Regions from separate parts of the Mus musculus genome. Here all the other regions are linked to region 1. The links are chromatin loops, found by intact Hi-C in ENCODE. Cell type or tissue: heart. All regions are shown on one strand. Region 1 holds the start of Cebpz (CCAAT/enhancer binding protein zeta). Region 2 holds the start of Prkd3 (protein kinase D3). Region 3 holds the start of Heatr5b (HEAT repeat containing 5B).

The links. A loop is a pair of places that touch in the nucleus more often than their neighbours do. Peaks named below come from ENCODE experiments on the same cell type or tissue, not always from the same donor. Only the 100,000 strongest peaks of a DNase experiment are listed, where the experiment ranks them.
Region 2: it touches region 1 in a loop (4-fold over the local background); 4 of 42 quality-filtered maps call a loop at or near these places.
Region 3: a loop joins it to region 1, with 2.3 times the contacts of the local background. A loop is called at or near these places in 11 of 42 quality-filtered maps.

Annotation. Positions count from the first base shown.
Region 1 is chr17:78,936,077-78,938,576 of GRCm38, forward strand. It overlaps Cebpz (CCAAT/enhancer binding protein zeta), which reads right to left and starts at 994. Exons shown (of 16, transcript NM_001024806.2): 1 at 799-994. The coding sequence starts at 954. Ndufaf7 (NADH:ubiquinone oxidoreductase complex assembly factor 7) reads left to right here and starts at 1,059. Exons shown (of 10, transcript NM_028611.3): 1 at 1,059-1,125; 2 at 1,415-1,578; 3 at 2,465-2,500. The coding sequence starts at 1,089. In heart, no CTCF peak of the experiment used is centred here; a DNase peak (open chromatin) is centred at 1,055; H3K4me3 peaks cover 1,984 bases; H3K27ac peaks cover 1,453 bases.
Region 2 is chr17:79,019,464-79,021,963 of GRCm38, forward strand. Prkd3 (protein kinase D3) reads right to left here and starts at 1,353. Exons shown (of 19, transcript NM_001171004.1): 1 at 1,222-1,353. In heart, no CTCF peak of the experiment used is centred here; DNase peaks (open chromatin) are centred at 988 and 1,168; H3K4me3 peaks cover 2,170 bases; H3K27ac peaks cover 2,010 bases.
Region 3 is chr17:78,835,083-78,837,582 of GRCm38, forward strand. Heatr5b (HEAT repeat containing 5B) reads right to left here and starts at 299. Exons shown (of 36, transcript NM_001081179.1): 1 at 224-299. It overlaps Gpatch11 (G patch domain containing 11), which reads left to right and starts at 434. Exons shown (of 10, transcript NM_181649.6): 1 at 434-596; 2 at 1,712-1,838. In heart, a CTCF peak has its summit at 1,184 (motif pointing right); a DNase peak (open chromatin) is centred at 359; H3K4me3 peaks cover 1,411 bases; H3K27ac peaks cover 1,073 bases.

The sequences.
Region 1 (2,500 bases):
CACATTAAAAAAAAAAAAAAAAGGCCGTATTACAAACCCAGAAATTCAGTAAGAACTTCATTTTTAAAAACCATCACATATGAATTATTACACTATTATCTGGCAAACTCACAGATATCCAACAGGAAAATGTGCCAAAGATAGGTACACAATAGGGAAAAGGCTTTTGAAGAACCTTCTTCAAGATATGAAAAGATTCTCAAGCTGACAGTCACAAAATCCAGTGAAAATCGCAATGATCTAGGCACTCGTAATGCATCAGGTGAGCAAGGTTAAAGGTTTATCTGAGTGGGCAGGGGATGGCTCAGTGGGTCAAGTCTATGCCAAGGAGCCTGGTGATTTAGGTCCGATCCTCGGAAGTCACATAAAAGAGAGAATCGATTCCAAAGTTGTCCTCTGACTTCCACACGAGTGTACCAACAAACATACAACACTCCTTCCAATAATAGAAAGTACTTTATGAGGTAGTGTAGGGAGGAAGAGGCACTTTCATAAAAGGCTAATGTAAACTGGCAGGTTCTTTTAGCGACTTCAATCCAACCTTTTAACCTAGCAGATGTAGATTACACATACGGTCGTGTTCAAAACATTTGCCCACGTGGTTAGAATCCGATCGCCTACATTTTAACGAGGCATAAACCCAGGAGAAAACATGCAAGCCGAACTGTTTTTTTTCCCACTGAAGCGCGGTAACAGTAAATGCGTGGGAAGCTCTCAGAGCAGGTCGGAGGCTGGGCTGCGGGTCCCACCTTCCCGGCAGCCGTGAGCATCCCCTTCCCCAGAGCCTGCGGCCCTTACCTTTGTGCCTCCGAGGCGTAACACCTCCTCCAGGGAGAAGCCATTCTTGCCCTCATCGCCATCCTCCTCGTCTTCCTCATCCGGATCTTCTGTCACCTGTTTGGGACGCCAGGGCTGCTTGGCAAGGAACGCCACAGGTTCCTGGTCGGCCGACATGGCGGGCTGGACACGCGAGTGCAGCCCGGAGCTTACTTCCGCTTTACGGTGACGCACTTCCTATTGCGAGGGCGATTCAGGAAATACCGTTTAAACCCCGCCTCCGGGGCGGAGCCTGGCCTCGGGGTGTAGGAATGAATGCTTTGGTGAGACGCTGCGTGGCCCGCGCGGGTGAGAGTCCCCTTGCAGGATCCTGTTTCCATGGAAACCGTATGGCGCGGCTCCTTGGTCCCTCCGTTGCTCACCTGGGGCTGGAGCAGGAAGCTGGTCCACAGAGAGGCTTAGCTGTGTGGAGGGGCTTGTAGTCATGGGTTCGGTGCATGCCTTGCCTCCATCGGGTCCTGACGTTGGGGCGAAGTTAGTGATGAACGAGGCATCCTTACAAGCTTTAGGCTGCTTGCTGCGCGTGTAAATGAAATGGAGATATCTAATGCGGGCGGTGCTTAATCGTGCTTTTCAGGCCTTCCCTGTATTTGGAGAGGGAAATGCTACAGCTCCGGGAATGAGCCGGCAGAAAGCAACCAGGTGACACCGATGCTGCGGCATCTTATGTACAAAATAAAGTCTACAGGTCCCATCACTGTGGCCGAGTACATGAAGGAGGTTTTGACTAACCCAGCCAAGGTAAACGTAGGGGGAGCGTGAACCACCCAGTGTGTGTACACAGAGGAGCCCGAAGGCCTCTAGAGCCATCAGGTGTTGAGCCACCGCCGAAGTCCTTGGAATATAGTCTTATCTGTCATTTGCGTTAAAGGGCAGTGCCAAAAAAGAGGTCATGACAAATTCCTGCGGAGTTTAGGTGACAGAATGTAATTTAATTTTCCTGAGTTAAAGGAATGCTGATTTTCTAACCGGGGTTGTGGATTTCTGCTGTTTGTATAAGGGAAACGCTGTATGTATGAGGTTGACCTTGAACTTGCAGCATCTTCTTATTTACCCTCCTGAGTGCTGGGATTCTAGGTGGTCTTCACCTGCCTGGCTAAAAGAAAGCTTTGAGTCTTTCTTGAAGGTTAAGCATTATGGTAAAACTTGGGATATGAAGTTAAGACAAAGTCTTCTCCCCAGATAATTAAGCCTTGTAAGAAACGTAATTGTTGTCTTATTTAAAAAAAAAAAAAAGCACTGGATTTAGTTTTGGGTTGGGAGTCTTTGGAGAGAGAAGTCAGTGAAGACACTGTTTGAATAGACTGAATGGATGCCAGGGAGAACTAAAATGAGAAGAAAGTGAGACTTTGCATTGGTATGGAAGAGTGGGAGAGGGCAAGGAGTAGAGAGATGATCTTGTCTGCAGCCCTTCTACTTGAGTAATTGCTGTTTGGTGAGTTTTGCAAAATGACTACTACTATGTAAAATTTAGGTAAAGACTCTGTCCTTATCTTGGTTACTTCAGAAGAGAGAACTTTCTTGGTAAATACTTACTTCACTGTAAGCATTCCATAAAATTTTGGTGGAGCACTTTTGAAAGCTTTATTTGAAAATTAATCTTTTCCATTTCTCCTCTTTTACTCAGGGATATTATGTGCATCAGGATATGCTAGGAGAAAAA
Region 2 (2,500 bases), 83 kb after region 1:
TATTGTAACGGTTCCCGTGAGACGTTTTAAAAATAATATATTTGCAAAAACTTGAAACAACTTTCTGGCTAAACTGCTGTTTTATCCCACCCCAGATTATAACTGGGAGAGGAAATGTTCTTCTAGAGCAAATGTTACTCAGAACTGAGTCTGGCAACTTCAGGGATGCTTTCTTGAAGCAAATCCGTAGGCTTGTCTACCCGCCTGGCATTAAAAGTTTAAACTCCAGCTGAACAAAATCAAAACTGCTAAAACTGCAACATCAGGTACAGAGTAAAAGTAACTTTTTAGTGTAATAACGTTTTTCTAGGACATGGATGAAAGTATCTCAAACTGTTGCTTCATTTGTGCCTACAGGTTTTAAAGGCCCTGTCCTACAAAGTAGTACTTCATGTTGAAACTTATCCTCTTTAATCAAAGATGACACCGATAGTCATATTTCCTGTGGGGACGGGCGTGGTTGAAGGGACAGTTACATCCATGCCATCAATCTGTGTACGGAAAAGTCTGCAGGTCGCCTGTAGCCTGATTTATATTCGTGCTTGCTGACAGCACGGCCTATACTTCTGATTTCGACGATGTGAACTAAAATACCCGACACGCAATCAAGTAATGTCGTGTGTGCTCATTATTATTATTATTATTATTACTATTTTATTGCTCCACACTCGCGGATGTTTCAACTCAGGGCGAAGCTCCCCCAGGGAATGAGAACGACTTGGAGCGAGGCTGCAACAGGCAAGCCTAAAGGCAGTCAGGAAACTGGGGTCACTATCCTCCAAACCCCGGATACTCGCCCCTTCCAGCCCCAGGACCAGGAAAAGTGCAGCAAAGAACCGGGAAGGCTCACTGCACCGTGCCGCCGGCGGCAGGATTAGTTGGCGGGGCTCGGGAGAAAGCGGGTCCCCGAGGGCCAGGGCGCGGTGGGTCACCAGCAGCAGCCGCGCGACTCCAACTTGGCCTCGGCGCGGACCGCGGAACTTGGCCGCGCCGGCGCCCCCGGCCGCCCGCGGAGCACCGCCCCGACTTCCCGCCCAGCCGCGGCCGCCGCCCAGCCCCGCGCGGGTCCGAGTCCCGCCGCCGTCGCCGCGGCCGCCGCATGCGGTGGGGGAGGGGCCGCGCCACCTCAGCCCGACGGGTCGGGAGAACAAAGCGGCAGCGGCGGCGGCGGCGCGAACTTTTTTCGGTGTCTGCTCCGCGCTCCCTCCAGCGACTACTTACAGAGGCGGGCTCGGCTGTTCTGGAGAAAGTCGGCGCGCGCCAGCGTCCGCGTCCCGGAGCAGGAGCCAGCGAGGCTTCACGCGCCTCGCACGAACCCGCCCGCCCGCGCCCCTTCCTCCTGCCCTCCCTCCCGTCCCGTCTCGAGGCCGGAGGGCGGGGGGCCGGGGCGCGCGGGCGGGGGCGCGCGGCCCGCGCGGGGCCTGCCGGGAGCTGTAGTTCCCCGCCGCGCGCGGTTGGTGGGTCTGGCTCCGAGGGGGCGCGCGGAGGCTCTGCAAACCCGCAGAGGTCCCCACCGGGCGCTCGGAGCGCGGGCTTGAGCGCGACTGGAAGGACGCGCTGTACTCGAACCTCTCACTTTGCTGTCCCCCTAGGCGGGCGCTGGCAGTCGGTGACAAGAGGTGACCACCTGAACGCAGCGTCCAGAGTGGAGGACCCTCCTTTCCAAAGTTGTCCCTTTCGGCGTTCCCGGGGGCAGCTGTCACCCAACACCCAGAGCTACACAGACACAGTCCTTCACCGGCGCCACAGCAAAACTTGGAGACGCCGCTTGCACGTGCCTGTGTTTCCTCTTGTGCACCTTAACACTGGTGCGTTGCCCTCTCTACCAAAAGAGCGGTCGACAGTCATGGAACCTCAGAGAGAAGAAGCCCTGTGTGTTAAATTATAAATAGTTGATGAAAGAGAAACATCTGCGCGGTACAGTCACTGACACAAAAACTAGATAGTTCTTCCACGTCGACGTTTTATATCTTCAAAGTAAAATATATTGTCATAAAGGCCACTCGTCTGGATGCAGAAAGCGGGGTGGGGGGCAGCTTTTGAGAACATAGGGGAGAATTAATCTGGGTACAGAATCTGTAATATTAATGGATAGTCCTGGATTTGAAATAAGTGAGACCTCTCCCTGCCCCCCCAGGGATAGAAATGGGAGACCGAACCCACTCACAAGGTCACTGAAGAGCTAAAGCACTGACCATACTACTAGCTGCAGCCTCGTCTCCTAGGGAGTGAGGCTTTTAAAACAAAACTGTGTATAATCTTTTTCTACAGGGAGCGTTAAGGGGTGGGAGGACATTTCGGACATTTCTCTGGAATCGGAAACTGCCAACATCCACTAAAATCTAAATCTGATTACATCTTTGTTCTTAAAGTCTTACCCAGACACCACTCACACTAATGCAGGCAACCCTAACTAAACAAAAAAGGTGTCAAAGGAAAGGGCCCAGTTCAGAAGGGGCTCAATTGAGTAGGGTATGGGTTGTGAATATGATCAAAATGG
Region 3 (2,500 bases), 100 kb before region 1:
TCCGAAGACCCCGACAACTGAGAGTCTGCTGGAAACGCAAACCGGGGTCCCCGGGCCGCCCTGGGATGTCAGCCTCCCGTCGTAGGAGTCCTCGAGCTGTCAACCCCGAGGCTGAGGATCCCCGGCCTCAAAACTCGAATTCCCTCCTCAGCCCTCGGAAAATGTCCTGGGACCCAGGGATGTCACAGCCTGCAGGCTCTGACAGCGCGCGAGACCGCCTCACCTCCTGGTCTAGTCCGAGCCGAGCAGCCAAGCTCCGCTCTGCCGAGGGACCCGGATGCCCCGCCTCCCAAACTCCGGCCCTCAGGAAGCCGGGAGACGACGCATGCGCGAGACACAGGTCCTGCGGACCGGCCCGCCCCCACGTCCTCTTAGCCCCGCCCACCCCAAGTTTCGAAGCGAATCGGCTGTCGGGGACGAGTGGGATGTTTGTGGGTCCTGCGCCAATTGCACGGCGCATGCGCAGCGCGACCTCCGCGGAGCTGGTTCCGGGCAGTAAAGCTCCGGCTTCAGGGTGTGCGGGCGCTCAGGAGAATGACAGAGGTCGGTGCAAGTTGGCTGTGACTGCCTATCACAGCGTCAGCTACGCCCCATCCGTAAGTGGTCGTTTTGGTGGGAGGGTGCAGGAGGGAGGAGAGCGGGAGGGAAGAAAGAGCCTGCGATGCCCGAGGCACCCACAGGAGAGTTAGCCCAGCTCTGTGTGTTCTGTAGCTCTGCTTCAAACTCGGTGCTCAATACTGAAATACGCTAGCAGCACCTATAATCGTCCTGTTGAGAAAGTGGTTGCTCCATTATTTCGGAACAGGCAAAGCGCTTCACCTAAACTTGCTCTGGCTCTTTGACACACACCACCTCCAACCATCAACAGATGCTGCGTGATTTACCCCCTCAGACCCAGAATCCTGACCACTTCGCTGTTGTGACTCTTAAGTGAGGGGTCAGGCCACCAGCATCCCTACCTGGGTTATCTATCGACTTGTGGAGTTTATTCTTATATTTGAAGGAAGTGGATAATGCTAGTGTATGTTGTCCTCATAGGAGGGGAACCTTCACATTTTAAGACCCAATTCCTTATTCTTTTCTCTCTCTCTCTTTTTCTTTCTTTCCTTCTTCCTTCCTTTTTTTTTTTTTTAAGATTTATTTATTATATAGCGTTCTGCCTGCATGTATGCCTACAGGCCCAAAGAGGGCACCAGATTTCATTATAAATAGTTATAAAGCCACCATGTAATTGAACTCAGGACCTCTAGAAGAGCAGACAGTTCTTTTAACCTCTGAGCCATCTCTCCAGCCCCCTTATTCCACTTCCTAACATAATGTCCTCACTATTGGTAATTAACTTCCTCAAACCGTATCATTTAATGAATCTACAGTGCCCCCAGCTGTGAAGTTTCAGTGTGATTTTATGTGAAAATTATATGTAAAAGATGGAATAACTATAAAAGGCAGAGCTTTAAAAGTAACATGTAATCCCTTGTACTTTTGTAAGTGTGTGTGTGTGTATTTTTACACAGGTAGATCATACTGTCCTCGAACTGCTGGGTGCTGAAATCACACCAGAGGGCCACCATGTCTGTGGAGTTAAATGCTTCCCTTAAAAATAATCTAGTTTGAATTAGAGATTTAGCTCAGTTATAAAGCACATTCCTTGCTTGTATGAGGCCCTGGATTCAACACCCATCTCAGCAATTACAACCTCGTTCCGTTTCAGGAACAAGATCACCAAGACTTGTATTCTTTGTGGTTGTGAACCAATTATTTAGCCACATTGAGCCTCAGTTTTCCCTGCTGGAAAGTGGAACTAATACTTCTTATCTACTGGGCTGCTCCTAAGCTAGGTGAGTACTAGGAGACTGCAGGTCAGTCTGATTCATCTCGGGCTTGACTAATCTTCTAAGAGGCGCACTTAGTTGGCTCACTCATTTGTGCCTCGGATCCTCCCACGTGGCCATCTCTACAGAGCTTCTTGAGTGTTCTCATATATGACCACTGACTTCACTCAATTCATTCATACTACCAACTGTAGAGTGCACTGTATAGTGTGACCAAAAAGTCACCCTAAGCCAGGCGCAGGTGGCACTCAAGAGGCAGAGGCAGGTGGATCTCTATGAGTTCAAGGTCAGCCTGATCTACAAAGTGAGCTCCAGGATAGCTGAGACTACATAGAGAAACCCTGCCTCCAGAAAAGCCAAAAACAAAGTCACTCTAATATATCCTATTAAAAACTATTACACAAACTGCTCAACAAAATTGACTAGGAGCAGGTCATCTTGGAGAATACTACACGATTATATGAGGGTTTGTCTCATAACTGGAGAATCACAGGTTCAAGGCTAGCGTGGACTACATGGTGAGTTCCATGCCAGCCTGAGGTGGCGGGTGACCTGATCTCAGGGAGAGAGAAAAAAAAAAAAAAAGGATAAAACAAGAGTATTTGTCTCTGGTGGTCTGGTGACTTTGATTAGAATGGCTTACAGTTGGCTCATAGTACTTTTTGGAA